Linked DNA regions of Homo sapiens: region 2 is linked to region 1. Evidence: read pairs that join two places in POLR2A ChIA-PET (ENCODE). Cell type or tissue: PC-3. All regions are shown on one strand. Links, peaks and the distances in the headings refer to the core of each region. The heading gives the core; the rest is flanking DNA.

Region 1 (16,732 bases), core at 4,301-12,300:
ACCAGCCAGTTGATCAATAATCACTGAATGTCTGTCACCCATTGCATCCTCTCCTGAGTAGTGAGGCTAGGCCAGTGCCAGTCACCTGGAAATCCTTACTGTTCTGCAGTTGACATTTTGAGAGGCAAGTCAAACAATATATATAAACAACTAGAATGTCTAGTGTGTTTCAGGAGGTAAATGCCGTGCCGGGATGAGCAGAAGGAGGATGGAGCCGTTGCTGGGCAGATAGACTGATTTTAGATAAAGCCGTCTGGGTGCAGGAAAGAAGACCTTAAAGAGGGAATGACATTTGAGCAAAGTCTTCAACAAACTGAACCCAGGAAGAAAACATTCCGAAAGTCAGAGAAAAGAGGAAGTACGAAGGGCCAGAGCCAGGGAGGACATTGGCGGAGATGCAGCCGCAGAAGCGTCAGGGGCCCTGCAGCCGCGATGCAAACAGAGAAGTGGGCGCATGGAGCATACGGGGCAGAGAACCAGCACCATCTGAATACACTGCTTAGGCTGTTGGGGCCATGGCTTCTCTCGATACCAAATAGGAGGCTGTGGACATCATCTTGGCAGGAAACGACAGTGGCTAGGACCACAGTAGTCACCGTAGAGATGGAGAGAAGTGGCCAGATCATAGATACATTTTGAAGATTAAGCGGACAGAATTTGCTATGGATTAGATGTGGGTGAAACAGAGAGAGAGAGAGAGGATAGCTCCAACATGTGCTGTCTGAGCAGCTAAAGGGGTGGAGCAGGATGAATAAAGTAAAGAAAAGATTGAAATGGAGACGAAGGGCCACTGTAAGTGAGACATCCAGACGCAGCCCAATACTCCCAGGGGAGCTTGCTTACGGCAGATTCCAGTCACAAGAAGCACCAAAAATGTCTCCTCTTTCATTTATACATGACGCAAAATCAAGAGGATAAGCTGCTCCAATTTGAAAGCCACACGTTCCTTTAAGGGCAGGGCTGGGCGAATGGGTTCAACCCTGACTGCTCTCCACCGTCCATGCAGGACCACAGCCTAGGGTGAAGGGGGCCCTTCTCTGGGTGTTGCTGGGAGGGAGAAATATTCCTGAGATGAGCTTAAGACACAGCACTTCTCCCCTGTGGTGTGAGAGCCACTGTGCCTACAAGGACACTCACAGAAGCTGTCATTTGGGATTCGCTGCCAAGAGCAGAGCACGGCTGTTGATGCGTCGAAACTGAAAAGCCTTCTTCAGCTGGGTGGGCAAGACGGCTGTCTATGGAGACCCTCCTGAGTACAGATGCACCTGCTTTTAGCCTCACATAGACGGGGGCTCTTTAGGACTGTGGGCTGACCCTGAGAAGAAGCCCCATGGAAGCCTGCTTATCTCCAAATCCCCCGTCCTTTCTCCTGAAAGACAGTCTCAGTGAGTGAAGTTCTAGCATTATAGATTTGTTCCTTTGTAAGTCTGACAGGATTTATGGTTTGCAAACATTTTTTATGAGAATGAAAATTACTTTGGGAAAAGTCATTCATTTACCACCCTTACTAGTCCTTCCATAGGAACTGATTTCCTATACGAGCTTGAGACATATTTGGAATTGGGCAAATTCCTGCAGAGGGTAAGAGGACCAGGAACAATGAAAAAGTGTGGCTGTCCATGCAGGTAAAAGGGCCCCACAGGCTCATGTGAATTACTTTATTTAACAGCATCCTCTGCTGTTGCTGAGGAGAGAGGAGTGGCCCTGGCTTCTCAGTCATATTTTCCAGCCCTGACTTGTTTACCTGTCTCCAAGAATTGACCCAAAGTAACACCTTTAAAATGGAATTTATTCTCTCCTCTATTTTAAATAACACCTGGATGAATGAGAGTCTTTACAACAGATACGACTAGAAGGAGAGACGCTAGGAAACACAGAGGGAAACATGGGTCATTTGCATCTGCAGCTGTGTGTGTGGCAGCTCAACACTGGAAGCTAAGTTTTCCTATTCAGGAAGATGAAGCTCTCGGTGTCTGTGCCCCATCCCATGCCCCTGGCTACCTATTCACATCCGGGGCCAATTAGTGCTGTTGAATTTATTCCAAAATCCTCAGGCAAAATAGAACTCTTTTTGATTACCTTGGAGTTGACTTCTCCCTAGTTCCTCTCCACAATGATTTCTTGCTTTTCACCGAAACTCTTTGAGAAGTTCTATTTTTTTGTCATTGGTCAGAGCAGCATTTTATTTTGCATTTCAATTCAATTTTTAGTGATGGATTTTGGATTTTTATGTTCACCTGCCAACTACTTTAACCCAGAAAATAGCAGCATTGAGCAGTTCCTGACGTAGCGGAGGTCTACCAGTTGTCATACAGTATCAGCTGCCATTACCCCTTCTGTTGTGTGGTCCTGAGACTGGTGTGCACCTTCACAGCTCAAGGGTCAGTGGTTGCTGCAGGCAATTCTGCTGTTGGATAAATGCTTAGCCCTTTGAGCTTTACATATTTTTAACAGAAGATCAAAGAAGCTGAAAGAGTGATGGAAATTAAACTGGTCTTATCTATCTATATTTTAATGACTGACTTGGCATCCTAGTGTGGTAGCAAGAACTTTGGACTGAAAAAAATATCACTTCACAGCTGTTCGGCTGTGTGACCTGAAGCTTTTTTTTTTTTTTTTGAGACGGAGTTTTGCTGTTATTGCCCGGGCTGGAGTGCAATGGCACAATCTTGACTCGCCACAAACTCCACTTCCCGGGTTTAAGCACTTCTGCCTCAGCCTCCCGAGCAGCTGTGATTACAGGTGTGCACCACCATGCCCAGCTAATTTTGTATTTTTAACAGAGTCAGGGTTTCTCCATGTTGGTGAGGCTGGTCTCGAACTCCTGACCTCAGGCGATCCACCCACCTCGGCCTCCCAAAGTGCTGGGATTACAGGCGTGAGCCACCGTGCCTGACCAACCTGAAGCAATTTAAGTGGACTTTCAAATTTTCAATTTTCCCATTGGGAAAGTGTAAGTTTTGGGAAAAGTCAGTAGTTTTTACATTCTTTTGTTCTGATGACGCTTTTTTGTAAAATCCACATGTGGAAGCCATTAGATCATTTTGTGGGGCACAGTTTGAAGACCACAGGACTTCATGATTTCTGAGATCTACCCATTCTTCCAATCCCAGCTTCCAGCATCCTCTGGGTACATCAGAACCTCCCAGTAAAAGGATGGTGTTGGCAGCTGTCCTGGAAATGCTCAGCCTCGCTGGGAATGGGTCCCCTCTTACTTGCTGGGTGACCGTGAGCATGTTGATCCCACCTCAGAGCCCCCGCTTCCTCCTCCTCTATAAATAGGACCATGGATAGTAGCTTGGAGAATTCAATAAAATATAGTGTGCTGAACACTCAGCACGTGCACTAGGAAGAACCAAAAATGAGCAGAACCCTCACTGATATTTAATGTCCCCTAATTTGTCAAGGGACATTATATTGCATAAGATTTGCTTTAAAGAAAGTAAATTCCTTTCAGGCAAGTTGTTTGAGTCACCAATAGGTTTAAATCAAAGGAAGTTTTTGTCCTCACGATTTTGCATTTTTTAGTGCCTTTCCACAACAAATGTATAAAAGGAGCATTATTTTTAAGTGTAACTATTTTGGAAACTTCTTACTTAAAAGCAATTTTCTACTACAAGTCAAAGGATTAAAGCAAAAAAAAAAGGTGAATCTGCAGCAGCATATATTGTATATGTTTTCTAGAAATACTTTTTTAAAGAAGGCAGAGAACCCTAAGCTAAAAGCAGAATTTAAATTTCTAGCATTCATTCAGCAGCTGTCTCTATAAGGAGACAGGGTTGAATTGTGTCCAAGTCAAGCATCAGATTTCCAGGGAAAGCAGAGGAGAAATTAGAAAGTGTGCAGGAAGCAGCAGAAATGGCTGTTAAAAGGTGATAGCCTTCTAAAATTGACAAGACTTCTTGGGTCAGATAACAGATCCAAGGGCTAGAGGTCTGAATTCAGGCATGGTCGGGGGAGGAGGAGGGGGAAGTGTACAGAAAAAGTGGGTCAGTGCCAAGGGCATCTCAGCCTGTTTGGAGGAATTCAAAATCATTTAGGTAAAGGGTTAGAGGTCAGAAAAAATGATCAGCACAGCAGTGAGGGGTCATTGGGACGTCCTTGGATGGAAGTCCTTCAACCCAGCAGTGTTGCAAGGCCTCAGGTTCCCGGTACCTGTCAGTTTTTGCAGCTCGAGGAGGACAGCCTGGGATCTCAAGCTTATGTTTCATAAAGTTGCCATCCTAAGCTTTGGCATGACAAAGTCTCTCTCCTTGACAACGTTCCTTAGGGCCTTCTCAGCCCTTTTCTCAATGAGGATTCCACGTTGGCTCCCATCCTCGCTGGGCCTGCATACCTCCTTTTCAGCAAGAATCCTGCTGAGGCAGTTTCACAAGAACTTCCCACCCTTAATGCCTGATCATCACAGGCATCCTATCAAATTTCATACCCCTTTCTTTGATGCCTTATCACCTTGGCCTGCCTTCAGCAAGGATTTGTTGTTATTTTGGTTGTCATTTGTTTGTTTGTTTGTTTTATTGAAACAAGGCAGATTCTAGGCTTTATGATTAAACTCTAAACTAATCCACAGGCTGAGGGCCAGATATTCTCTCACCACAAAGCATGAGCACATATAAGTTCAGTCCCATGCCACAAACATCTGTGGCCCTTTCAAGCCAGATGTGAAATCACATCCTGACCAAAAATACAATTTTTTTAATGTGACGTTTTCGAGTGCTTTTAAGATTTTATCTGTACCTACCATGACATTCATCATTTAATCAGTCTCACTCTGCCAACTCAAGGCGACTGTATATCATGCTTTTTAAAACCATCGAACATGCTACAATGCCCAAAACACATCCAGATTGTTATTGCATTGGGTCATTGCATAATCTTTCTGGCTTCGCGCCGCTGCCTCCTAAACTTCCCCAGCCACCAGCACAATCTCTCCAGGAGCACTATACTGTCCCTGAAAGCTCCTCACCCCATCCCTGGAGGGCAGTTCCTGCTCCCCAAATAGCTCGAGCCTCCTTGCTTGTCCCCTTTAATCCCCCAGTGCTTGGGGTACCCATATATTGACAACGGGTGTTAAGAAACAATGTCATCTAAAACCCCTTCCAGATGCAATTACATTTTAACTCAATGGGAAATGGCTTGTCATACACTTCACGAGGAATATGAATGTTGGCATTTTAGGAAACTGCAGCCAGTGAATATGAAAGAGATGCTGCCCAAAGGGCTGGTCATCCAGGGTGCCACCTGCCAACCTTGTGGTACGAGTGTCCTGGGCTGGAGGAAACCTGCCTCTCCAGGGACATGGGAAAAGAACTCATCATGGGAAAAAGAACCATCTTCTGCCTCAAAGACAGCATGGTTATGTAGGAAGATTGAGAAGAGTAAATAGCTCCAAAAGAAAAAACAAAGTAAAACAGAACACCAAGTAGGAGAATATCAACTGTAAGTATACGCCAAAGTGAATTAAAATCCACCATGGAGAAGAACACGCATGCTGAGAGGGGCTCTCTCCTTGGCTCTGCCGTCCTGAAGGCAGTGTGGGGAGAGAAGGAGCTGGCTTTTGATAGCAATACGGACACTCTGGGAGCTGTGCTGAATGTTTCATACTTTCCTTAATGTAATTTCCACAGCATCACCACAATCATTACTGTCTCTGCTGTACATGGGGAAAAGCTTGAGTTAACAGAAGTTAAACAATTCACCAGTGATCACACTTACATGAAAAAGCCAGGTATTCTATCTGTCTGATAACTTGAGCCTGGCCATTACATTCAGTTCTGCTGTCTTTAAAATAAAAACCCTGGATTAAGTCATCTCTGGTGGTGTTTTTTTTTGTTGTTGTTGTTGTTGTTTTTTGAGACGGAGTCTCATTCTGTCGCCCAGGCTGGAGTGCAGTGGCGCTATCTTGGCTCACTACAAGCTCCGCCTCCAGGGTTCACACCACTCTCCTGCCTCAGCTTCCAAGTAGCTGGGACTACAGGTGCCCGCCACCAAGGCTGGCTAATTTTTTTTTTTTGTATTTTCAGTAGAGAAGGGGTTTCACCGTGTTAGCCAGGATGGTCTCGATCTCCTGACCTCGTGATCCGCCCGCCTCGGCCTCCCAGAGTGCTGGGATTACAGGCGTGAGCCACCACGCCCGGCCTGCTTTGTCTACTTTTATTTTGAAATCTTGGGGATCATATATGGTAGATGTGTTAAAACTACAAAGAAATTGTCATATGGCCAGGTCTGACTATTTTTTTGTTGTACTTAACTTACTCATTTATATATTAAAGAAAAATGGGTCTAAAATTAATTCAATTTCAATAAGATTATTCTACATAGCAAATATAACTGGTGTTTTATTTATTACATTACGTATTATCTATTTTTATTATTATACTTAACAATATATTATTCATAAATAACATGATAAATATTAAATAGGATAAATAATATTAAATATATTTACAGATAAAAATACATTATTCTGTATTATTATTTATAATGATATATTACTTATATCACTGGCATTTTATCTTAATTAAATCAACTACCATGTTTCATTAAATATTTAAGACAAACATGTACATAATATAAGGATTTTTTTTAGTGATTAGTTATATTTGGGAAATAGAAAATAAGGTTTGGAGAGATCGTACTAAAGAAAGTACACAAAATGCATGAATGTCACAGACTGATACTAGAGAACCAGAAATTTAACTCGAAATTTTGAATGAAGTCTAGTAAAAAATACAATTAATTAAGTGATTCAGAGATTCCATGAGGGAAAAGAAAATTACTCATTTAGGAGGGAGGGACACATCTATTTTAGTTCACTGGCACATTTTCCCCATGGGTCTCCCTAAAAAGGACAGTGTGTGACATGGTAAACACTGTTCATGAGTGTTCCAACCAGAAACACAGTGGCCATTTCCATCGTGCCCCTCAAGGCATGGGGCGCAATGCCACAGTGCGATTCCACAGGAGAAGTGTCCTGGAGCGACAGGCTGGAGAGAAGGCATGGGGCACAATGCCACAGTGCGATTCCACAGGAGAAGTGTCCTGGAGGGCACAATGCCACTGTGCGATTCCATAGGAGAAGTGTCCTGGAGGGCACAATGCCACAGTGCGATTCCACAGGAGAAGTGTCCTGGAGGGCACAATGCCACAGTGCGATTCCATAGGAGAAGTGTCCTGGAGGGCACAATGCCACAGTGTGATTCCACAGGAGAAGTGTCCTGGAGGGCACAATGCCACAGTGTGATTCCATAGGAGAAGTGTCCTGGAGCGACAGGCTGGAGAGAAGACCCAGGCGGCTGGCAAGCTAAAGGGCACCATCCAGAAATGCAGCTCTCTTCCAGCCTAACTTAGAGAAGCCTGCATTTCAGGATGGATGACATACTCCTCAGGCAATAGTCCAATTATGTTTTTCAATGAATCCTTCTTGTAATTAGCCTTTTAATAAATAATGAGCATGAGTTAGTAGCAGGTTAGACTCCCCAAAAATATCTGGAATACAGCAGCTATTCCATGCTCTTGGCTTAAGGTAGAAGCGTGTGGTTTAACAAGATTTACAACCTCTTATGAAACCTGAGGTACCTGACAAGAATGTGTAGTTGTATACATAATTAAATGCCCAGCTCACATAAAAAGGACAAAGGGAAGTAGAGCCCAAATGTTCCTGAAGAAGTAACATGTTCGGTCTTCTTGCTTACTGACTCATGCACCTGCAAGAATGCAACATTTTATTCCAGAGTCAAGCATAGCAGTGTTAATTTTCTTAAGTGGGTATGACCCAGAATCATCCTCAGCCTTATAAAGATAAACAAAAAGCAACTTTAAAGACCATAGGAATGTACGGTAAACATTTAATCTTGAACCAGGGAGTCCAAGGGAGTCCGAGGTTGCAGTGAGCCGAGAGCACGCCAACACACTCCAGCCTGGTGACAGAGCAGATTCCGCCTAAAAAAAAAATAATAAATAAATAAATAAATAAAAGTAACAGAGTGCATGAAGCTCCTATGTAAAGCTACTAATTCAAATCATTCAGTTAAATGTTGAGAAACATACGCCAGACTTGATAAAGATTGTAGAATAATTCATCTGTAACTACATTGTGATAATTATTGAGATTTCAGAGTCAATAGCCTATTTACCTCTCTCCGAGTCTATGTCAGTACAAGGATCTGGCCTAAGTAAACAAGTGTCTTAAACTTTCTTCTTTCTGGTAGATGCAAGGGAGAGACCCAGGGAAAAATTCTCTTCACTTCAAAGGATTATCAAGTTGTCAGTACACATGTTAATACTAGAAACATTAAGAAAAGGAAGAGAGATCAAGTTCTTGTCTTCAACCCTTTGGAAAAATTATTATCAGATCTATGAGTGACCATTCCTTGGACTTTGATTATTGATTGCCATGTTGTTAAATAGCAGGTCCTTAAATAAATGGTAGAGAATTCTTCCTAGGGTAATATGATCTGTAATGTTCCCGTGTAAATTCCTGGAAAACATGACTCAGTTGGCCACCTGTCCACATGCACAGCTTCATCACCACGCTTCCTCACATTCTGTGCTTTGATAAGAACAAATTATTTTTCATTCCTGGGCCTCCACACGTGCTTCATGCATCCGTGACTCTGCAGGAGCTGTTTCCTCTTGTCTGGAATGCCATCCTTCACCTTGTTCATCCTGAAAACCCACCATGTACGCTTCAAGTCACATCCAGACACCTCCTCTTCCAGAAATGTCCTTTCTGCCCTCCCTCAACCCTATGAAGAAGTATTAATTCTGTCTTCTAAGCAAAAAAAATTTAAAAGGACTCCTTAATATTTCTAGCAGCAAAATCAATAGGTTTCTAGTAGCAAGGAAGTCTCCCATTCAGTACGAGCGCCTCTCATTGTAATTACACCATGCTGCATTGTTTCAGGCATAGCCACATCTAAATCAAATCATATTTTCTTTATGCACTATAAACCAATCTTAAATTAGAGTCAACACCTTATCACTTTACATCAGGATAATATAAAAGTTCTCAAGGTTTAAGTGTGTGCACTTTATATTCAAGGAACTAATGCAAATCCAGGAAGGAAGAAAATGCTGATCTTGTCTTTTGGTAATCTGTTATACTTCTTTATGCCACAATTTTTTTGCACATTTTTTTTTTGTCAGGCAGCCTGGTAACACTCTACAATTGATAGTGTAATTTAGTCTCTTCATGATTCAATTGTATTCATCCCAAAGGCTCATTTCCTTGAGTGTCTTCCAGCTGGAATTCAGAATTTTAAATGAAAGTTTAGCAAGGAAATTCAAGGGGTACCGAAGAAATAAGTCATTTCTTTTATTACAGGAGGGCTTCTAGGCAGATTAATGAAATGCAGTAACATGGATATTAGTTGTTAATAAGGGTATGGCACTTGGTCTATTGCATGTCATCTATCACCCATTGGATCTGATTGATGGGACACACCGTGTCTAATATGATGTGCATTAAGCACTTTCCCTAAAGGATTAAAACACTGACACCTTGTGAATGAGAAGCAGTTTAATATTTCAACAAGGATGTTTCCACTGTGATTCATTACAGGTAAAGCATAATTTTCATCCTAGTGAAATCAAAACTATGTACCATTCTGTATTCAATCTTCTATCCCACATATACTGCCTTCACAGTACTTCTTAGACAAGCACATCCTGTTCTTTTATTAGAACAAATAATTATCTGGGCCCAGATACACCCAGTGGGAAACAAATATTTTGAAGACTTGCCTGAGAGCTTTGCTCCACGGTAGAAATGATTCCACCAGGGTAATATTTTCTTTGGAAACTGCTGTAAACCGACCTATCAGGAAAGAAGAGGTCTGGAAAATTGTGTGATGATCAGTATGCACTTAGCTCAACAAAAAGAGAGTAGGCTGAAAATAGAAAGTAGGTCTTGTCTGGCTTAAGTAAATTCTGAGATGACAGGTCTATTACAACAATGCAGCCCAACAAATAGTCCTAATATAGAAGCTCTAACAGCAAGGGAAACATCTGAGAAGCACAGGAGGATACTTCTGTTTTTTGTTAACTGTTTTCAAAGTGCTAGGGGAGGAAGGTAATCCTTTTCTGATTCATATGAGTTCAGGAGAGAATGAGACAAAGTTGGGAAAGTATGAGAGGAAAACTATGATCATGCTTAAAAATAGAAAATAGGCAACAAAGTGCTAGGCACCCAGGCTGACTTAAATACCGTAAAATGTTAAGGCTGTAAGTGAAATTAAAAATACTTTTTTACCATCATTTTTTTCCAATTTTACTGTCAAAGAAATTATAGCCAGAAAAGTGAAGTTGCTTATTTAATGCCACACAGCTAGCTAGAACCTAAAATGGAATGATAACATCCACGGTCTTGCAGTAGTACCATGCTTTTTACACAGCAGCAAGAATCCATCTGTAAATATTAATACATGTGAAAATAATCAGAATAGAGATGAGAAACAGCAAAATACATACTTAACCACCACCTTTTAAGAGTAAGAAGTGTAATAACGGGTCCAAAGAAAAAGGTGGCAATCGAGACCAATGTAAGTCATTATGCACAGCTGCTTTGGGAAATTTCCAGAAGGAAAAAGTTTTCAGGAAACAACCATATGGCTTTGTTTTGTATTCATTTACTCCATCCACATTGACAGAATTTGTTCTGCTTAAAACATGGGGGATACAGGGCAATGTCACTGTGATGTCCCTGTCATCACGGAAGGTTTGGGCCACTTCAAGATTGGCATAAGGTCTAGGCAGACCTCAGAGACTAAATACTCCATCCCTCCTCCATCAAGCATGTGAAAATGCACCCAAATACTACATTAGGGGAAAACTCTTATGCAGGTTAACTTGTGAAATTTTCTGGCAAGCATTATTTCATTCAACTAATAACTTGGCTGTAATTTCCAAGAAATCCAAGGAGTGCACTCTGAAATTTTTTCTTTTTTCTTTTTCTTTTCTTTTCTTTCTTTTTTTTTTTTTTTTTTTTTTTGCTGAGATCGAGTCTCACTCTGTTGCCCAGGCTGGAGTGCAGTGGCACGATCTCAGCTCACTGCAACCTCTGCCTCCCGGGTTCCAGCGATTCTCCTGCCTTAGCCTCCCGAGTAGCTGGGATTACAGGAGCACACCACCATGCCTGGCTAATTTTTTTGTTTTTGGTAAAGACGGGGTTTCAATGTGTTGGCCAGTCCTGGCTCCTTGAGCTCCTGGCCTCAAGCGATCTGCCGGCCTCGGTTTCCCAAAGTGCTGGGATTACAGACGCTTGCCGCCATGCCCAGCTAATTTTTCTTTTCTTGTTTTTTTTTTTGTTTTTTTTTTTTTTTTGTATTTTTAGTAGAGATGGGGTTTCGCCATATTGGCCAGGCTGTTCTCGAACTCCTTACCTCAGGTGATCCGCCCACCTCCACCTTCCAAAGTGCTGGGATTACAGGCGTGAACCGCCGCGCCCAGCCTCACTCTGCTTTCAACTCCACAATTAAGCCACCGCGATTGGATGCTGGGACAGGAGGATGCAATGAAATCACTGCACAAGCAGCAGCTCCCTGAGTGACTCAGGATGACATCAGCACAGGACCCATGGAAACCATCAGCTTCTAAACTGGACATCTGCACCCTGGCCAAATATAAGTGCTCAGGCCCCTCAGGTGGTGTTTGCATTCGCTTTGCACCTCTGTGCAGCCTGCTCGGGTCAGCGCTGGGCTCCAGCAATGCCAGCGTGGAAGCCCGGCTTGGTGCTGTTGGTACAAATGTGGCCTTTATGAGTAACTAAGAATATTCTTCAAAATGTGTTTGATTTTCCATAAAAAAATGTCCTTCGAGAACAGTTGTACCAGCGGCCACCCCCATATCCTTCACTCTGTGTCTTCACTCTCAGCCCAGGACACCGAGTTGGCGTCTGCATAGTGCAGATGTCAGCCTGGGTTGCTGGGTTCCTTTATTCATTCAACATGGGAAACATAAGGAGCAGCAGTGGGTGTTTCTCATTGGCTGGCTGTCCCATGTGATCAACGGGATCCACTCCAAGCACAGGTGGGGCTGTGGTCCTCCCCACCTGTGCTGTTGGAGAGACGCTCAGACCCATAGCTGGCCAAGGGCCTCTCGGCATGGCAATGCTGTCATGTTGGTTGTGACTAGTGTTACTATTCCCTTTATGTTTCTGTGGTGAGAGATTAACATAGGAAATATTAGAAGGGATTATTAAATTAGTTGGCTCTCACAATGGAACACAAAATGCAGCCCTGTGGGAACTGGGCACAAACGGAATTGGTGAATGAGGATGATGTGTAAGATGGGGCCACTGAGACCACAGGGCATGGTGACAGAGGCTCGGGAAGCTGGCCACCATAGCACGGGAGAGATCGGTGAAGATGGGGCAAGTTTTGCCTCATGTTGTTTCCTTTTGGGAACGTTTGTGTTTCTATTACCCATGATCTCTCATCCTTTGGTGCTAGTCTCTTTCAAATGTGCTTGGCATTCAGTATCTTTGCTTTTTATAGCGGTCATCAGGAAGGCTCCTGTGAAGAACTGTCTGAGTAATCCTGAGTAATAAGGAAAAAGCCAGATACACTAAAATATGAGGAAATATCAGCCAATGCAAAGAAAAAACCTCCTAAGACCTAGAGGTGCGAGTGAACTTGATAGCCTCTCAAAATATTAAGAAGTTAATGAATAAAAGCACATGAAAAAATGAAGTCAGAGAAGAAGGTGGGAGCCGATCCCATAGGGCATCTTGGGCTATAGGAAGGAATTTGGACCAAGTGTGGTAGCTCACGACTGTAATCCTAGCACTTTGGGAGGCCAAGGAGGGAGGACGGCTTGAGGCCAAGAGTTCAAGACCAGCCTGGGCAACATATGGGAGGAGAAAAGGGAAGCTTGCTTGAGGCCAAGAGTTCAAGACCAGCCTGGGCAACATGGCCAACCTCATTTCTATCAAAGAAAAAATTAAACGAAGAATTATCCAAGTGTGGTGATGCACACCTGTAGTCCCAGCTACTTGGGATGTGGATGTGGGAGGATCACTTGAGCCCAAGAGTTAGAGTCTGCAGTGAGCTATGATGGCACCACTGCACTCCAGCCTGGGTGAGAGAGTGAGACACTGTCACTCTCAGATTTTCTGACATAAGAGATGAGAATATGGGGAATGAGAAAGAGAAAACTTATGATCCACCCTTAGGTTTGGGGCTGAGCAACTGGATGGATGATTGCAATTTTTACTTACATATGAAAAAGAATGTTGGGGGAGCAGACTCATGAGGGGTGCAGCGAAGTGGCGGTGGGGCAGAATCACAAATTCTGTTCAAGACCTTTTTATAAACAAAAGGGCCAGCAAATAACTAAGGGAGGTGTTGAGTAGGCAGAAACCATAATGCTTGTTTGGAAATTCAGATTGGTTCCAATGCAACTGGTATAATAAGAAATAATTTGAGCATAACAGAAATTCTCAAATGTCATGTTTGCTTATGTCTATTAGGAATATTAGATCAATGCGGAAAGCTACCCAGATGTACCAGGCCATGAAGGAACACACAAACGCACCCACGCATTCAACTTAAATTTCTCCCTCATGTCCTGAGCTCACCTTTCTACATCTGGGGTTAGGACATACCTTCCTGTATCAAATACGCCCTGCCACCACTTCATAACCCTCAGGACACCCACTTCCAAACAGAAACACGAGGGCTTTTTCAAAATAAACTGTCAGACTTATTGTAGTTATGTCTTCTCAGCCACTTAGCCCATGCAAAACTGTGCTGAAGTCCTCAATCATTTTCTAACTTTTTCACTTGTCACTGATGAATTTTTGAGCATTGGGTCTCGCCCCATTTTCCCTGTAAGTCCTGCGATTTTGACTGCCTGATTTTACTCAAAGTGATGATCTTATTTCAGAACTCACTGTAAAAGTTCCTGGTGCTGTAGTGAAAAGGCAGGGTGAGAGATGGGAATTTGGGAGTCTTGGATACCAGGGTTAGAGGACGTCATCTGTGGAGCACCTTCACGTATGATCACAGAGTGTGATTTCTCAGGAGCTGGCTTCCTCCTCTAGGAGCACTGGGTCCTGGTCCCCATCTCCACATCTCACCTTCTAGCACAGGGCCTGGCTGCTGGAGCTGCTTGGTGATTTCCTCAGCGAACTATTCCTGGAACAATATATGTCATTCTTCAAAATCCTAATCGCTGTGAATAAAATGGTGTTCGTTGCAACTTTGACTGAGTCTGAACCGAGTTGTACGCAGGCATTAAGTCCATTTTATTCTTAAAATATGTGTGCAAATGTTGGCTCCAGTTTTCGTTTGTTTGTTTTGGGTGTGCATGTTTTGTTTCATTTTGGAGGCTCTGTAAAGTTCTCCAGATTGTGTCCTGCTGACCCCCCCGAATAATGCAGCAGGTGTGGCCCACCCCATGGCCCTCTCAAGGGCCTTCATGACAGCTCATGCCTGAGCTGTGGCCCATGGCGTCCACGGACCCACAGGAAACTTACATATCTTTTTTACTCCAGTTGTCCCATTCCGGGCCCCATGGGCATCATACCCACATTCCCCCCAAGTCCCCAGAGCATTAGCCCCTATATCAGTGGGGGTTCAGCTGGTGTGGAGGGCACTGTGGCTTGGGCAGGAAAAGTGAGGCAGAAAAGATAGTGGCTTCTTTAGAATAATGTTCTCTTTCTCCCTCTGTAGCCATCTTTATAGATGGGAGGATAGGGGATTTGCTCAATTGGTTTTGTTAAAATCACTCCTTTTAGAAACATGTGAAATAAAATGGCTGGCACAGCAGTGAGAAAGTTTGAAATCCTAGAAGATGAAGCTTTAGGGCTTTTGTCATAGCTGTGGGCAGAACAAGCGCCCTACCCATTCATGTCAGAGCTGGTGAAGTGGGGCAGGGAGGGACGTGGGTAGGGCCTTTCCTTACCGCCCTTAAAAACCCCTCCATGTCCCTGCTAATCAGCTGCTTTGTCCCAGAAAGATTCTTTTCTTTGCGCTTTCCTTAAACATGCTACTTTCTCTGAGTTATGAAATGGGTAAATGCCAGTAAATAAATGCTACCTCTTTGTGTCTCATAATCCACTTCCTAAAACTGCCCACCATTGCTACCTCCAAGACCCTTCCCTGAACTGGCCCAGCAAACATTTTATGACTGGCTCTCAAGCAGACCCACTTGTGTCCAAAATCCTTAGCAAATGGGCCAAGCTGGCTGCCTTCCTGCTTTGGGTACGTAAAATTCAATGTGTGTAAATAATCACACTCCCAACCATTCACTTGGGGAAAGTTATTGTATTTCCCATGCTGTTGAAAACCCAGCGTGTCAAAGTCATGCTTCATAGCATCACCCCGGGCAGATATATCATCGTCTCACTCCAGTAAAACCTCTTTATGGGTGATAGATTTTATTTGTGGGTTTATGACAAATATCTGAAACATCAGGTATTCATGTTGTAATCACCTTTTACGGGCTTTAGTTTTCTCCCATGGTCAAAAAGAACACGCACACCGTTGCCTACGATTTAGAAAGGCTGAGACTTGGGTACTCATTCCCCTGCCTTGGGCAGGTTGCTCAATTTCCCCATGTTGCATCTTTATAAAACCTACCTTGCACAAAGGTGATGATAATTAATTGGGCATTAATTCTAGTGTTCTTTGAAGATTTAAAAGTGCTCTTTGTGGCTATCACTTCAACAGCTTTATGACTTTGGGTCTTTTTTCCTGGGTTTTACTGATTTTTTTTTTAATTAATACATTAACATTAACTCCTAAATGAGAATGTTCTTCTGGCATTTTTTCAGTTTTGAAGAGTAACTTTTCAGGTTTGGCAAAAGAAACTGACATAAAAACATGCCAGGATTTGCATTAGTGAGATTTACTATATTTCTTTGTTCTTAATGCTAGAGGGTGAGAAACCTGCCATGCACACAGACAGGCTTGAAATATATTCTGCAGATAGTTCGTTCTAAGAAATGCTGAGTGAATGGTACATGTGATTGGGACACCATTATACGCTGGCACAACCTGGGTTGTGGGGGAATTGGTTCGTTTCCATAGGGAGGAAGTGAGGACTGTCCTGGCAGCTACTGAAGGAGGAAACGGTCACTGAGGAGAGAGATGTTCATGCTGTGGACTGTCTTTCTGTACAGGGATGAGGTCAGGCATCTGAAGCCAAAAACCCAGAGACCCATGGGTCCTCCTTTGGACGTGTAGGCCAACGTGTAGGGCCCACCAGACACGGTCATAAATGCCTCTGGGTTTCTTGAAAGCAGACACTCTGGAAACAGGAACTGCATTTCTCTACCACACACTCAGCATTGGGATAAACGAGTCCCGCAGATAAGGCAGAGAGGTTTCTAGAAATTGTCAAAATGGCCCTGGAATCTAGTTCTATGTATGCACCTGCTGTGTAATCTTGAGCACATTTTATGAGTTGTCTCATCAGCTGCATCCTTATCAATTGAACAACAACAACAACAAAAACATGATCTCTTCTGAGAACGGAATGCATTGAAATTTCAAATTATGTATTATTAAGTAGGGGTAGGTATAAAGTTAATTTTTTTTAGTTGAACCATCTTATGGTGAAAAATGAATGCTTGTGCACTGTTGATGGGAGTCTAAATTCATCTAACCATTGTGGAAAACAGTATGGCGATGCTTCGAAGACCTACCATTTGAACCAGTATTCCCATTGCTAGGTATATACCCAAAGGCAAATAAATCATTCTACCATAAAGACACATGCACACATATGT
Region 2 (16,732 bases), core at 4,611-12,610, 370 kb after region 1:
TTCCATTAACTCCATGTGGCTGAAACACGGTTGGTACATTGTCAAAAATGGTAGAGAAATGTTCAATTACATGTGAGATTTGTGCCTATGTGTGTGTCTTGTGAGTGTATTATTTTGCTGGGGGAAGAAAAGAGCACTAAATTACTTAGCTTGACAGTTAAAAATACAAATAATATTAACAAATAACATATGAGTGTGTATGTAAGATGGCTCTCAAATGAAAGCTTTATTTCAGTGTGAATATAAGTATTACAGAAGTGTTGCATTATGAATGCCTTATTTGGTCAGGGTGAGACTGAGTTCTTTTAGAGTGGGATTTTCCCCTGGGTAATTGTAAACCACTAGTCCCAATTGTGAGCACTGGTGGACTTGACAAGATGTGTGGCTCCAATTTTCAATTCAATTTTCAATTTCAATAGTTGGATCAAATCCAGGAAATGTAGAAATGCTATTTTCCACGAAGCTAAGATTGAAGACATTGCTACCCATGCAGTTTTAAAACAAAGTGAAAAATATCAGACAGTTTCACATTTACTCTAGCTCTAGATACGAATGCTTTACAATACAAGAGAGCTAGAGATACAAATGCATATGATCATAAATACCTTTAAAATTAAGTATGAGTTTTCCAGAAAGTATTTAGGTATAGCAGGAATACAAGAAAAAAAACTGAGGCCACACTATAATCTATACAAATTGGGGAGAAAAAAGACAGTGCCATGCTGTTGTTGACTTGTATTGATGAGAGAGTAGCTGGCATGTTGGAATTCTGTGGCACAGATTTAAACATCTATGAGTCCCATAACTTTTAAAGATATATGGGGTCTGCCATATACACTGAACCAACCAGGATGCCCTAAGAGAGCATCAGTAGCAAGTCCAGCCACTGCTGTGTTGTTAGCAACAGCACCCATGCTTCGAGGGGAATACTAAGCTGCAAAGCAGGAACTTCCATGGGGAAGTCCTGCGAAGCAAGCAGAGTGGGGCCTCTGTGTTTTCCTGCTTTTAATAGAGTAGCTTATCTCTGCCCCATTGTCCTCAGCCTGTAATTTGTAAACTTGCTTCTGCTGATTGTCGTTGGCTGTGAAATCGACTCCTGCTGGAAACGGTTGACAGAACTTCTGTCTGCCTTTGACAAGCAGCTAACTCATTAAGCGACTAGTTTCTTTTTAATTCAAAATCATAATTCAACAACGGAACAATCTCAAAAAATGACTTGAAAATTCAGAAAGTAGTTTGATTTTTTAAAAAAACCTGTATATATTTTATGTACTGGAGGAAGGAGCAGGGAATTGTTTATTTAAATTTTGTTTTTCTCAGAAGGAAGTAACAGTAAAGTTGGTGTAGTTTTCAAATCCCTCATAGAGGAAAAATTTAAACAAATGGTTTAATATTACTCAATAGGTCAGTCTATTTACATTGCTATTAACAGTTATCAGCAGACTTAATACAATTTTAAGAGATTTAACAAACAGTTGGAAATTATTAATTTGAACAAGTTTAAAAATCAGTTTTACAGATGTATAACTGATGTTAGAATAACTAACAAAGATTCAATTATATGTGTATAGAATACAATTTTCTTAAGTATATAAAACATTTATAAGAGGAATATATGTAAGACATTTTATGCCCATATCATGGGCAATTTTCAGTTCAATATAACAGATATTTAAGATACCTTTAGCTCAAAGTTTTATTAATTAGAATAAAAAAGTTAAAATGTGTTTAATATTAAATGCCATCATTAATTCAACCAATTTAGTACATATTGCTGAAAACTGTTGAGTAAATATACTAATTGTTTTGCAATTCTGTACAACTTCACTGAGGTCTCTTAAACTTTTGACCTTCTTCATTTTCTTCAAAGACTATAAATCATGATATTTTTTAGTAATCTTTAAATTATTACTTAATCTTTTTAAATTTAATCCAATAGCAAGAATGTTTTCTGAGGCGGCAAATGAAAAAGAACTGGGTGATATGCACATTTACTGAAACAAAGATGAATAAACCCAGTGGCTTCCCTACACAAGATAATAATCTAGTCTGCAGAAATTGGCAACCTAATATAAAATAGAGCTGATGATAATTTCACCATAGGGATTTCAATGTTTTGTGACTATCTATCTATAATTCTAAACATTTTTTGACCACAGTCAAGGGGACAATAAGACCTGGTTTTAGAAATCGTTCTTACACATAATGAAAACTTGTTTGACATCCATTGAGGGAGCATTTATTAACCGCCTCTGGATGAGGTGGAGACTGGCGCTGGGATGTAGGTAGGACGGTGACAAGTGTGGTCCTATCACATGAAGGACAGTCATACAGAGGAAGGGTGAGATCCAGTGCCAGCATCTCAACACCATATGTAACACTTCCTCCTCTGCTCCAAACCAAGAAACAACCGCCCAGCTTCCTTCTCAGGAATCTCATCCATGTGTCTCAGACAGAGGGATCAGGTGTTGCTGAGGAGGAGGGATACACAAAATTCAAACACAGATGCATTTAATCCTTCTCAAAGCCTTTCCTATGAGTACGTATTGTATGACAGCTGGTTGTCCTCAAGAGCTACTCTAGAAACCGTCTTTGGATCTCAGAAACTACTAGGGATCCAGCCGGCCCCATTCTCCCCTGCTACCCTCCTGCAGACGTACATCCTTGGATAAGACACTTAGTTTTCCCTGGACTGAGGGTGATGTAGTACTTACCTCATTTCATTAAACTGATGACTTACTGATACAGCATCAAAAACAGAAGCCACTGCAGTGAACCTTTCTTAGTCCTGGGTGGAGAGCCGTGCATTGTACGTGGGTTAGCTCCTTTTGTCCTCAGAATAATCCATGAAGTAGATAGTAGCATCATCCTCATTTTAGGTTGGCAGCTGGAGTTCACATGGCTTAAATAAATAATGTGCCCCAGACTGCACCACGCGCGAGTGAGCAAGCGGAACCCCACCAGGGCGGCCTCTCTCTTGGTCTTGGAGTGTCACTGTTACTGCCATTCAGAGGGTACAGGACAAGCCCTGGGAGCATCCTTGGGGCACAGCAGCTGCTCAGAAGAATCCTTGTAATCCCGTCCTCTGAATGAGGGATTACTGGAGCAGTTCAGGACGGGCAGGAGGACTTCTGAACAGGTGTTGGTCTGAGCCAGGGAACCTTGGGAGCACTTTAGGAAAACCCTGGAATATCACTTTTTTGTTTGTTTGGTTTTTATTTTTTTTCTTTTTTTTTTGTTTTTCTGAGACATGGTCTTGCTATGTTGCCATGGCTGGAGTTCAGTGGTGCAATCACAGCTCACTGCAACCTCAACCTCCAGGGCTCAAGTGATCCTCCAGCCTCAGCCTCCCAAGTGGCTGGGACTAGGGGTGGATGCCACGATGCCTGGCTAAATTTTAAATTTTTTTGTAGAGACAAGGTCACACTATGTTGCCCAGGCTGGTCTCAAACTCCTAGGCTCAAGTGATCCTTCCACCTCAGCCTCCCAAAGTGCTGGGATTACAGGTGTGAGCCACCACACCCGGTTACTTCAAAATATTTGACAGCACCTGTGCCCACGACATCTTAGGGCACCACCCCCCTGACAGACTCCCTGATACAGGCATGAGATGTCTAAGGGTTTATTTTCCACCTGCCAGCTGTGTGATAGTCTAGCTTTCCAGGAACGCGGCCTCCCGTCGGGATGTTGTGTGTCTTTTCTAAACTGTTCCATTCATGTCAGCTCTGGTTGTCTACAGACCTTTATTTTTCTGCCTCTATAAAGATTCTGTCTTTCCCAGTGGGATTCTCAGAAAATGTCTTCTCTTTTTCAAGACTAGCCAGACACTGCCTTCAGAAAAAAATCTCCTTTCAATTGATTTCAAATAATGCTTTATACTTTGATAAGCATCTTTAAAAGAAAGACATAAACTTGCCTCCAGGCTCTGCAATATTAGCCAGTGTTTAGAGAATAAAGATACTGACAGAAAGAGTTTTGTATTTCAGTGATGGTCTATTACATTTCCTTAAACATCATCCTCGTCCACTTGATGAATGGTAAGATATTTTCATCTCTTTCATTTCATAAGCTATTACCGTTGAATAAAGTTAAAGCACTGAACAAAAAGACAGGATACGTGGCTGTGGTCTTCATCCTGAAGAAAGTGATTAACCATAGGACACCTTGAAATTTAAATCTCTGTCTCTTCACTCATAAAATGGGAGTTATAGTACATGAACTTCTTCACAGAGTAATTGTAGGGAAAACGATTAGTTCACATAAAAGTTATGAAAATGGAGACACTATCACCAAACTGTTATATATGAAACTCCTTTCTTTCTCTTTTCTGTTTCTGTTTTATTTTTGCTGTTTTTGAGATAGGGTTTCACTCTGTTGCCCAGGCTGGAGTGCAGTGGTGTGATCTCAGCTCACTGCAAACTCTGTCTCCTGGGCTCAAACCCTCCTACCTCAGCCTCCTGAGTAGCTGAGACTGCAGGAATACACCATCTTGTCCAGCTAATTTTTTGTAGAGACAGGGATTCACATATTGCTAGGGCTGGTCTTGAACTCCTGGACTCAAGCGATCTGCCTGCCTCAGCCTCTTAAGTGTTAGGATTAGAGGCATGAGCCACCACCCCCGGCCGTTCCTTAATTTTTGAGGAAATTGGCTGTCTGGTCATTTTACTGTAATTACAAATTCATTCTCATACTTCCATTGCCTTATACCTTTGCTGAGCAGACATTTAGTAAGTGCTTACTAAACAAAATGAAGCTGTTTTATTTCTATGGTATGTCGTGACTTTTCAGATGCACCCAAGCAACCTAAAACTGCTCCAACTACAATTTCTCCCAAAGCATACATTTAATTCAGGTTAAATTGGATATAAGAACAAATATGAGACTTAATTTTTAACATCCAGAATTCTTCATGCTGTTACATAAGTTCATGGCAGTATCATTAGGGCACCAACAAGAGGGGTGCAAATTACAGATTCTAAAAGTCATCACAATGATATGATTGCCTGTGTCCCTATTATGTCATTCATCCGGAGAAGTGACTCTTTTGTAGCCTGTGTAATTTCTCCAAGTAGAAACAATACATCGAAGATATCATTTTAATGTAATGCTCAGTGTTGTTTAGAAAATGTTGATGCAGATGTTCTTTCAATAGGAAATGGGAAATTCTCTCTCTTCTGTCCAAGCCTGATGCCAAATGAAGGCATGTTCCCCGCCTTCATTTTCTGTGTTTCCATGTTCCAGCTAAATCACGGCAGTTGAATACAACAGAAGTAAAATTGATTTAACTTCTGAAAGAAAGCTAATCTCAAACAAAATAACCACTTTTGCAATATACAGCTGATCTTTCCAAATATTAAATAAATGGGAAAAAATAAAGCTGTACGTTTCGGAAAGTTGTTTTTTCCCCTTTCATCTCCTATTACAAAAGCCCAGGAGTGGTATTAAAATCAGTTGGCATTCTGTGTATGGAATGCTATAAATAGCTAATCTGCAAATCCCTATTTAGGATGCAAATCAAATCTCTACAGATACTATTTGAAATAGGAATTGCTTATAATTTTTGGTGGCATTTTGCAGAAAACCCTCTCCTTTTCTGGGGAAAGGGTTACTTCTGTGTAGAAGTTCAAACATTTCTCCATCATTTTGAAAACAGATTAAAATCTCATCTCCCTAATGGGAAAAAATGGATGTCCTGATTTGCATGCTCCGCCCTGTCTGTGTTTGTCTCACAAACTGTTATCAGACTCTTTAACATTTCACTGCAGGACTCTTCTGAGCTCAGTGCAAAGTATGGCATTTCAGAAGAATGTGTTGTTTACTTTTTGAGTGTGCTGGGGCCTGTTGTCTGGAACCCTTTCTTAATTGGCTCTGATGCTTGAGTCAATAATAGAAAAGCAAACAGTGGGCATATTAATATTTTTTAAATAGATGATATTAAAATCCTAATCTAGATGACAGGTATTTAGAGGTGCAGACAGCCAGTCTGAAGGCCTTCATACAACTGGTTAAAAAAAAAAGCCTCTTTTATCAAATCAGTTTTAGCATTTTCTGCAGCTCTGTTCCCTGCTGGTATGTAGCATATGACATGATTACTGTGTTCTAGGCATTGTGCTAGAATTCCCAAGTGTTGTTTCTACTTCCTAATATTATCCACATGTTGCTGAGAAGGTACCGTACATGCCAATGGTCAGAAGGTATGGGGAGCCTCAGAGGCGGGACGCAAACCAGGTCCAAATTCAACGTCCTCTTAGGTGAGATCATGACATCGCTTCCTACTCTTCCATGGGAGCTGCTTCCAGGGATAAGAGGTGTTTTATTTTTATTTTTTTGGAGACAGAGTCTTGCTCTGTCACCCAGGTTGGAGTGCAGTGGCATGATCTCGGCTCACTGCAATCTCCACCTCCCAGGTTCAAGCAATTCTCCTGCCTCAGCCTCCCGAGTAGCTGGGACTACAGGCGTGTCCCACCATGCCTGGCTAATTCTTGTGTTTTTAGTAGAGACGGGGTCTTGCCACGTTGGCCAGGCTGGTCAGGAACTCCTGAGCTCAGGTGATCTGCCCGCCTCGGCCTCCCAAAGTGCTGGGGGCCACCAGGTGTGAGTCACCGTGCCCAGCCAAGAGGTCTATTTTTTAAACAGTTCTATATGGTCAATTAATATGGGAAATACTAACTGAAATAATGTTTAGCAGACTTTCGTGAATTCTTAGAGCCCTAAAATATGCCAGGGGCATTTTGAGTGTCTAAGAGAGGGATAAGATAGGGAGGGTCCCCGGTTCATTTTCTCCACCGCTGCCTCCCCCACCACACCCCCTGCAGAGGGCACTCAACTTTGAGAATGGCCTTAGAAGGATATTCTCCCCAGAAGTGCAAGGGCTTCGATACGCAGCCCCCAAGGCACAGGAAAACACGGCCCAGTGGGCCACGTAACTCCAGCACCAAACTCCTGGGCTTGGCTCATAGGACAAGCATGAATTCATGGGCTCTTTCACATCAACACCAACTTGAGCCCCTTTTGTGCCTGGTCCTGCTTTAGGCACTGGGAACACAGAGATAAATCACAAGGCCCTCAGCCTGGGGCGGCTCATTCCCCTGCTGGGCAGTTTTCACATCCAAATTAGGGATGAATGTGGAGTTCTGTGGTGGCACAAAGGAAGGTCGGGCAACCTGCCTGGGAGGATGGAAGCAAAGTCGGTCCCCCCATGCTCAAGTGCCAGGTAGCAAGATAATCTTTGAGCTACAAGCTCAGGAAGAGCCTCTCCTTGGAGACTGAGGCATCCTAAGCATTGTCAGGAAACAGCCTCCTCAGCCCAGCTCTCAGTCCACAGGGACACAGGCACAGAGACCCCAGACAGTGCCCAGGAAGTGCAGAGGGAGTGAGTGCAACAGGACAGGCCTTCCAGAAGCTTCCACATGTCCTGGTCCTATCAAACACCAAGTTCAGGCACTGAAAGACACCCTCATGGGAAGCTCTTGTACTTTCTTGTTTTGTTTTTTGAGAAGAGAATACGGTTTTGTTTGTATGGGTCTTTTCTATTGAAGTTCCCAGACAAATGCAGTAGAATTTAACTACTTTCTAAATATGGTACTTAGGGGCTAGGAATATATAGAGGTGGGTGTCTCCTTCATATCTAAGTCATTCTGACATTCTTTCAAAATACATTCATGTTCCTTAGACCTACAGTGTGAATACGGGAATGCCAACCCCCCTTTAAAAATCTCTCTATATGTTTTTTGTATTTTATATTACTAGAAACTAAACTAAGGTTTGATGTCTGTTTTTGCATATATAATCTTTTCTTCATCATACCACCATTGTGTTTTTTGACAACAGTCTTCAGAGTTTTATTATTTTTGTTAACAGCTTAAAAGACAAATACTGACGTCCTTGAGCTTTTCTTAGTTTCAGTTTCGATTCTGATTGTAGTTTAAAGGGAAAGAAAGAATTACCCATGAAAACTTCACGTGACTAAATGAAAGGTCAAAAGACTCACTAGTAATTTTTCAGAAACGAGGGGGTGGGTGCCGAGAAGTTTCCTTACATACCAAGTTTCTTAAGCGATGTCTGTTATTTTAACATCGAGTTCTGGCATGAACAGCATTCTACAGATCTTTGCCTAGTCATTGTTTTATAAGTTCCTTTAAAACAGGTTTTTGTTAATGTTTATGAATTCATTCATTACATTATACACAAAGTGGTGTAGCTTTATGTCAAAGCAATCCCTCTCTCTCTATTTCCGGATGAGGACAACTTCACTTATCTGCTACGATGGACGTCAGAATCATTCCAAGAACTCAGAGAGCTCGTGCCCCACGGCGGGACGTTTGCATGTTTCCAGGGAAAATGCCTCCTTCTTCTACTTCCTCCCTCACCCCATGCACACACACAGTGACCCACACAGTCACACACACACAGAGACACAGGTACCCACACAGAGTCTCACACAGACACACACCTACACATACAGGCACAAATATACACAGATACACATATGGCCATGCACATGTATACAGACACATGCACACACAGACACACAGACACATATGTGCACACGCAGATGCATAGTCACACAGATACACATATACACACCCTTATACATACACATGGACACACGTCTATACACTTACACACTCACAAAGACACGCACACATAAGCTCATGCACAGCCATACACACAGACACATGCACACATATATACATGAACATACACACAGAGACACACAGCAGTACATATACACACATACACACCCAGCACACACAGACACACATGTACTGTACACACAGACATGAATACACACATGCACACGAGCACATACACACCCCCAGAAGCATACGCGAACACGGGCACAGGTGCAAGTGCAGACATACACAGGGTCACACACACCTAAATATACACATGGAGACACAGAAGCACACAGACACGCTCGGAGACCACAGACACACACATGTACATACAGGAACACACACGCGCGTACATACAGGAACACACACGCGTACATACAGGAACACACGCGCGCGTACATACAGGAACGCACGTGCGCGTACATACAGGAACACACGCACGCGTACATACAGGAACACACACACAGAGGTTTCTTTTGGGGGTTGGAGGTGGGGTGTTGAGTTCCCCCTCCTCAACCCTCCAACCAGTGCTTCTCCCGATTACTCTTTCAGGGATCGCTACCAGATGTTACAGTCCGGTAGCTCTGAAACAAGGTCCCTGTTGCTGGAATTTCCCAACAGAAGATAAGCCTGGTCAGGAATGAAGAGCAAGGAATTCAAGAATCAGATGAAGAGTGTTCATTGAGCCAGCATAACTCCAGATTCTCTCCTCTCTCAGACTCACCTTTCCTAAGGCAGGGAATCCTGTCATAATTATAGAAGCAGCTCTGTCGTAAGCAAATAACAGCAAAGATGAGTCCTAAAGGCAAGTTAGCGTAAGTTAACATATGTCCATACGGCAGCACCTGCGGCCCTGACGCCTGCCTCTATGTGGACAGGCATGCAGACTCGGGCTTGAATTCCTGTGCCACCAATCACTGCCCTGTGTCCCCAGGGAAGTCATTTGCCTTTCTAAGCCTGAGTTTGTTTCTTGATCCACAAAAGGGAGATGAGACTGCCACGTAGCTACATCGCCTGAGTAGGCCAGCTCCTTCCCCTTCACCCCGGAAGAATGCTTCCGGTCCCCTTCCCTCTGCCCCCGAGAATGCTTCCAGTCCCCTTCCCTCTGCCCCCCGAGAATGCTTCCAGTCCCCTTCCCTCTGCCCCCCGAGAATGCTTCCAGTCCCCTTCCCTCTGCCCCCCGAGAATGTTTCCAATTGTGCGGGTGCTTCTCCTTCTCAGGGCTGGCCCACTTTCCAGCCCACTGTCTTCTTGACATCTCTTCTGTGACAAATTTCTCTCTTTTTTACTGCAACCTCGTCCATGGAGGCCACAAAGTGAGTGTGTGTGTGTGTGTGTGTGTGTGTGTGTGTGTGTGTGTGTGTGTTGGGAGGAGTGAAGCGGGGAGGAGCCTCACATCACTTGCAAATTAGCAAGCCTATCATCACGTTTCCTAAGGAACGGATAAGAGTTTTCTCTAACAGAAAGCCTCACTCCCTCAGCAGTCAACTCACACCATGGCCAGCTTCAACATATTTTTAAAATAAAATATCCTCTTATGACATATGATGGCTGACAAACTCCCCTTTCTCCCCTCCCTATTACTCACTCTCTCTTCCTATTTTTTAAGAAGGCGGCAGTGAGTTTGAAGTGTTCTTAAATCAATCGCGCTGGGCCCTGGTGGTACCGGAGGTCTTGTCATGGCACCTAACGGTTTTAGTCTGATTTTTAACAGATTCTTGGACACCAGAGGCCCAGGGAAATGTTATCTGGAGGCAGGTCTGGGGTGAAGGCACGACCCTGGAGCCGATCTGCAGGATGGCTTGAAACCGTGAGCCTGTCTCACGTGGCTGGGACCCCATCCCAGAAAGCACTCACTACCCTCCAAAAGATTCTAGTATCACAAGAAATCCCACTGCCTCAGGTTTGGAAATTTCCAAACCTGAGAAAACTGAGAAATACCCACATAAGTACTTCCTACCACCAAACTGCCGGGATGCCAGCAAAAGGCTCCATATCGTCCCCATCGGGGTCCACAGCCTGCGCGTCAGCCGTGAGATTGGAAGAAGCTGGGGTTGATAAGCAGCCCTGTGGGAACCAGCTATAAACGCACACATGGAGACAGAGGAGCACACAGGAAAATGGAAGAACTTCACGGCCAGTTTATTTGTAACCAGAGCCAAAGCCTTGAGCCAGCCACGCCGGTCACCGGTCAGCTGCAGTCGGCCTCACTGCCCGGCAGGAGCTGTGGCCACCACGTCATGGAGGAGTGGGAGGGCAAGGGATGAAGAGGGGGAAGATGAGAATCAGAGCCAAATCCTCGTGGCTCCCCCAGGCTGTGAGGACGCATCCCTGTGGGTCAGTTCCAGGCCTGAGCATTCCCATGTGTGGGAATCACATGTTTATTAAAACGTCAAGTCACCCAGAACGCGTGTGTTTCTGTGCTTAGCTAGCACATTATAGACCGTGTGTTATGAGCCACGCGTGGACTCCAGACTCATCACCAAGGTGGTCTTAAGCACCAGGGTGGTGTCAGGCAAAGGTTTGGGAGTTTAGCCTTCTCTGAAACTCCTATTAGCACAAAGTCATTTACATAGGCTGATCGGGTTCAGGGGTGGTGACTTGGTATAATTTTCCTATCACTGTGTGATTCTATTCTATGCCTTTACGTTTTTTAACAGCCTCCGTTTCCCCACCTTACGGAGTGGAGTTTCTTGATCCCATTCCAGAAGGCGCTGTGGTTTGCACCTTTTCTACCATATCCACTCTGCATTCTTCAAACACTTTATTTAAGGCAAATTGATTCTCCCACTGCCGCCTCAGGTTAAGTCTGCTGAAGTCAAATTGCTCAGTCCAAATTCCAAGGTTTCTCCTAATCCTTTGCCACACACCCTGCAACTTTATCTCTCCCTGCGGCCAGAGGCTTCCTCATGACCTCACGGCTGGGGCATCTGCTCCTGGGCTTTGCTCAAATCCTTCCAGACGTGGGGCAACTGTGCAAGCAGGGAGTGGCCCTGTTTAGAGGGCCTCAGAATCAAATTTCCTTTCTCTAGTGATTGTCTGTCGGGTAGAGATTGAACACCAGCATGGTAATAGAATCCAGCCATAAAGGCATAAAATAATACAGCCTATTTAAATTATTTTATAGCTGGCCAATATCAATGTTACACACATATGCCAGTCATCAACATTTTTTTAAACTAAAGCTTTTTACCTTAGATAAGCCTCATCCTCCATTTCTACTAGATTCTTGTCATGCAGATAAGAATAAAATACTCAGCTTGTACCTAAACAGAGGTCATAAACAAAAATAACTGACGTTTTAACCAAACTGTCTTCTGAAAGATTGGAAATGTCTTATGAAAATATTATTGGGGGAGAAGAATGAGGTCTGTGGAACTGCATTTCAAACTCCTTCTTAAAATATTTTCAGCTTAGGCGAACAATGACAGTTTCTGCAAGAGTCCAGAATTGTAAAATTTACAAAAAAACTAAATATAAAAACTTGCAAATATCTAAATACAAAAATATCTAAATATAAAAAAATGGATGGCCATTTTGGATATTGTTCTTATATAAAATATTTAAATAATACAAAATTATAACCTGGATCCCAGGACCACAGGATAGATTTGTAGTCAATAAAGACTGCTGTGTGAGACATCGTTAGGCTTACAGTTTAGAAAGTTCCTCCTTCGATATACAAAAGCAACAATAGAATCATCTTTTCTTCTATTCATACACGGCGACAAATAGAATCTATTTTTTAAAATATTTGTTCTATGCACCACTTAGAGAAGGAGAATTAGCAGATCTAATTGATCCAACTTCAAATTCTGTACTTCACCAGCCAAGTGGCCCCAAAGAAGTCACTGAATTTCCCGGACTCAGTGTATTCTCTGCTGTCTCACAGGTAAACTGCCTGCTTAGACATCCGCACTGCTCTTGGAAGTCTTAGTGAAACAAAGAGGTTGAGAGCACCTTGAAAACATCACCCAGGAAACCTAAGGACCCTGTCGCATCCCACATTCATTCCTAAAAATCTTCACATCTCACCTAGAAAAATGAAATCAATGTTGGAAAGATGAACCAAAGCTCTGTGCTTTGAGATTTCAAGTGATGTTAAGACTTTCTTAATATAGGTTGGTATTAAGAAGAACTCAAGTGGGTCACAGACACAAGATTAATCTTCATGCCTGTTAGGAGCCTCCATTGTGATCTAATTTTGCCTCCAATTACATGGCAGTGTTTTATCAACAGAACACCTTTCTCTTCATCTAGACTGTTTCTCTTTGAAGATCAGAGGGCTGTGACTTTAGCTTTATTTACAGGTTTGGCCAACTATCTAATTAGTGAGTCTGATAATGTTTACATCATCACTTTGATAAAGAGGAGAAAAGAATAGCTGAATTTCCCAGAAACCAAGTATGATTAAAATAAAAATGTGTCACATTCCTCCTCTTTAAACAAAGGCCCAAGCAAAAGAAATGGTATTGATACCAAGAGGAGCAACGCCATGCCTGGCTGCAGGAAAAAAAAGCCATATATGATGCTGTGATTCCTACAACATGGTATGATTCTTTATTGAAATGTCAGTATTTATCTGTTAAAGTCTAAGTAATGGCATGACGAAGGGTCTTGTAATTTTTAATTCACACCAAACTTTCTGTTTATTTTAATTGGCCAAATGTAGATCAATAAACAGAACTGCTAGTCAAATGGGAGATGAAGAAGTAATTCCAATCATGTCATACCAGGAGTGTGGATATACACAGAAGGGGTTCAGATCCCTTCACATCAAAAGTGGTGATAACTTGATGTGTTCAGAGAAAGATGGCTTTTTTTTGGGGGGGTGGGGTGGGGAGGAAAAGAGGCCCATATATGTTCATGTAATTTTAGCAGTTTACATCTCCACCTTCTCTGACTGCAAATCCCAGAAAGAGAGAGTCAGAGAGGCCGGTCTCTGAAGCTGACAATTAAATGATGTCCAGGTATTCTTCAGGAAGAGATATCACCCTTGGATACTCTCCATGCAATTCATGAAAGATAACGCCAATTTGTATAAAATACAAAAGATACTGAAGGCATCACAAAATCACAGAGCTGGTCATCTTCCTAAATATATGGGGTTATATCATGCTTTGAAATGGAAGGCCCTGCAGTAGGTAATCTGCATGTCAGCACGCATTCTCCTGTCCTGTTACTAAATCTACCTCTGACTGCGTGTCTCCTGACTTGGGGTGTGCATGGACACTGCCTTGTGACCCGTCAAGAAGGAAGCTACTTACAAAACCATTACATTCACATCCATCTAGCACAGGATTTGAATGTCACGTTGAGGTCTACCTAAAGAATAGCCATGAGAAAAAATATCTTCATCTTATTGATTTAATATATACTATAAATTTTTAATAAATTTCCCCACAGTGGCATTTAAGAGAATACATTTCAAAGGGAATTATTATACCATTTCATGGGAAAGGGATTCTCGTGTTGACCCCAGATCTATGGAGAACATGAACTCAAGTCAGCTTCCCGCTGGGCTCTGTCCACAGTTAACCAGAATCATCAATTCCTTAGCTTGGAATTCGCTTTGTTACGGTTGTCTGGTTATCTGGTCTTTATCTTAAAAAGATCTTTTCCGCCATAAGATAAGTTTGCAGGCATGGAGTCTGGATTTGTGGTTATTGTAAGTGGGAATGCTAAGGGCCAACATCTATGAATAATATAAATTGAAATGGCCAATACTGGAAATCTGTCTTTCCAGAGATAAAGGTTATTAGAATTTATGTGCCTAGCACACAAGGAGAAAAAGTAACTTTTTCATTTTGCTGAGAAACTAGAAGGTTTCAAAGTAAGTGAAGTTTGTACTCAGTCATGGATTAAGTCAGCGAGCACAAACATAATCTACCGGGCACTCGTCTACACAGAGAGGAGACAGAGGTGGCCACAAGACCCCTGAAGGCACTGACCGATGACTTCCCATGATATCCCCCCACCTCTGACTGCATCAGAATGGATCTTACAAATGTGCATTTTCTTTTTCTTTTCTTCTTCTTCTTCTTTTTTTTTTTTTTTTTTTTTTTTTTGGACAGAGTCTCCCTCTGTCACCCAGACGAGTGCAGTGCAGTGGTGCCATCTGGCTCACTGCAACCTCCCGTGTGCAGTGGTGCCATCTGGCTCACTGCAACCTCCTCCTCTCGGGTTCAAGTGATTCTCGGGCCTCAGCCTGCCAAGTAGCTGGGATTACAGGCGTCTGCCACCACGCCGGGCTAATTTTGTATTTTTAGTAGACACAGGGTTTCACCATGTTGGTCAGGCTGGTCTCGAACTCCTGACCTCAGGCGATCCACAGCCTCCCGAAGCGAGTGTGATGAATTTTAAGAAATGCATACCCCTACCCCTGAATGGCCATCCCCAAATCCGCAACCAACACTTCTGCTAACACAGAGCCTCTGCGTGCAGACTCCCTTCCCGCTCTGCCTCCAGCATGCCCTGATGGGGTTTCTATCTCGAAAGATGAGTTTGGCCTGCTCTAGCTGTTCACGCAGTGCAATCGGACCCCACCTGTCTTTGGTGTCTGGCTTTTTCTGCTCAGCGTGAGACCGAGATTCAAGAGTCACTGGTATGCATTGGATCATTTTCCCACCAGATATTGCTGTTTTATCAAGTAGATACTGAACATTTTAATTACATTGAAATTCCATTCATGACTTAAGAAAACAAAACTATTTAACATAGTAGACACTGGGGGAACTTCCGGTTTAACTTACTAAACGGGTAATCATCTAGCAATCATTTTGCAAATGATGAAATATTACAAATATGGCATTCAACATCAGAAATAACCATCTAAATCTTAACCATATAATATTTGCTGAAACACTGAAGTTTCAGATCACATACAACTCTGCCCCCTTCTTATTCAGCTCAAAGAAAAGCTAAGATTAAAACATATAAAACATACCCTTTTAGTTTTTTAGAAATACATGTGGAATGAAATGACCTCTAACTCACAGGAAGGAAATAATGATGGCGGCCTTCTGCACGGCCTGACGGAGGGTGGAAGGAGGTTTGTGGGCTCACAGCAGGAAAGGTGCTGCTTTTATTTCCATTTGCGTGGAGAGACTGGAGCCTCACTCAAGAAAATAACCTGATTACAGTGGCAGAGCATCATGGTCAAATAAACGTCAGCAATAAAATACATTCTAATCTGGAAGCCCAGTGTACGCATATGTGTGTTTATGTACACATACACATAGGCATGCGTGTACACACATGCACACACCTGGATGGAATAAAGCCAGGGCTCCTCTCAATGAATTTACTAGTAACTATTCCACGAGGGGACCTTCCTCATCAGCACTAGCTGGGATCCTGGATGGGGCATGTCACAGAAATCGTGGTCTTTGCCCATGGAGGCAGAGGACAGCAGGATCCCAGACCCCGTGGGATCTGAGGAAGGGCCCTGCCTCCCTCTGGATGACTTCTCAGGCTCAGGCGCTGATCTCTTCTGGGGATAGCATTGCTTTCTGCCCTTACATTCAGCATCTTCCAATATAAACTTCTCAGCGAGTTTGTTTGCTTGTTTTAACACGATTTGAGCAGGTTTTGTTTTGTTTTGTTTTGCGACCAAATATCCCAGACCAAGCCACATGCTCAGCTGGTAAAATGGAATTTTTCAGCTGAAAAGCTATGTCGAGGTATAACTAGAACTCTGTCTGACGTTCTCCTTCTGCAAGGGAAGACCGTGTGGAAGCACTGTTGTTCTCATCACGGTCACACTCTCTCCCCGACAGAAAGGTGCTGACGCTGTGGGGTTGGAGCTCCAGTTGAAGGTGTGGCCTCTGATGCCCGGCCGTCACCATCTGGAAGGCTTTTCTGAGTAATCCAGGAAGAACGCGGCTTTGCAGAGATTTTGTGGAAATTAACAAAGATCAGTGGCCCCCGCTCTAAAGATTAAAGGAGCATTCAAGTGTGCTTACATCATAAACTCACTTACTTGACTCCTGTCACCTCTGAAAGCTCAAAACCATTTTTGTCCAACTCTCTACTTCCCCCATAGTGGGTTGGACCACTGGTCACCATGGTGTTGTCCTTACAGATTTTGCTCTGGCTGAGCCACGTTTTGAAGG

What was found. Peaks named below come from ENCODE experiments on the same cell type or tissue, not always from the same donor. Only the 100,000 strongest peaks of a DNase experiment are listed, where the experiment ranks them.
Region 2: POLR2A ChIA-PET joins it to region 1 with 11 read pairs; 2 of 35 experiments call an interaction of 5 or more read pairs at or near these places.

What each region holds. Positions count from the first base shown.
Region 1 is chr10:4,190,219-4,206,950 of GRCh38, reverse strand. LINC00702 (long intergenic non-protein coding RNA 702) reads left to right here. Exons shown (of 3, transcript NR_108040.1): 3 at 1-75. Among named protein-coding and RNA genes, the nearest start is that of LINC00702, 45 kb to the left of the region's middle. In PC-3, for the core only: no CTCF peak of the experiment used is centred there; a DNase peak (open chromatin) is centred at 11,530; H3K27ac peaks cover 1,621 bases.
Region 2 is chr10:3,820,220-3,836,951 of GRCh38, reverse strand. LINC02639 (long intergenic non-protein coding RNA 2639) reads right to left here and starts at 3,002. Exons shown (of 2, transcript NR_134490.1): 1 at 2,715-3,002; 2 at 2,224-2,471. RefSeq lists enhancers at 6,365-6,953, 6,954-7,542. In PC-3, for the core only: no CTCF peak of the experiment used is centred there; a DNase peak (open chromatin) is centred at 11,541; H3K4me3 peaks cover 1,193 bases; H3K27ac peaks cover 2,324 bases.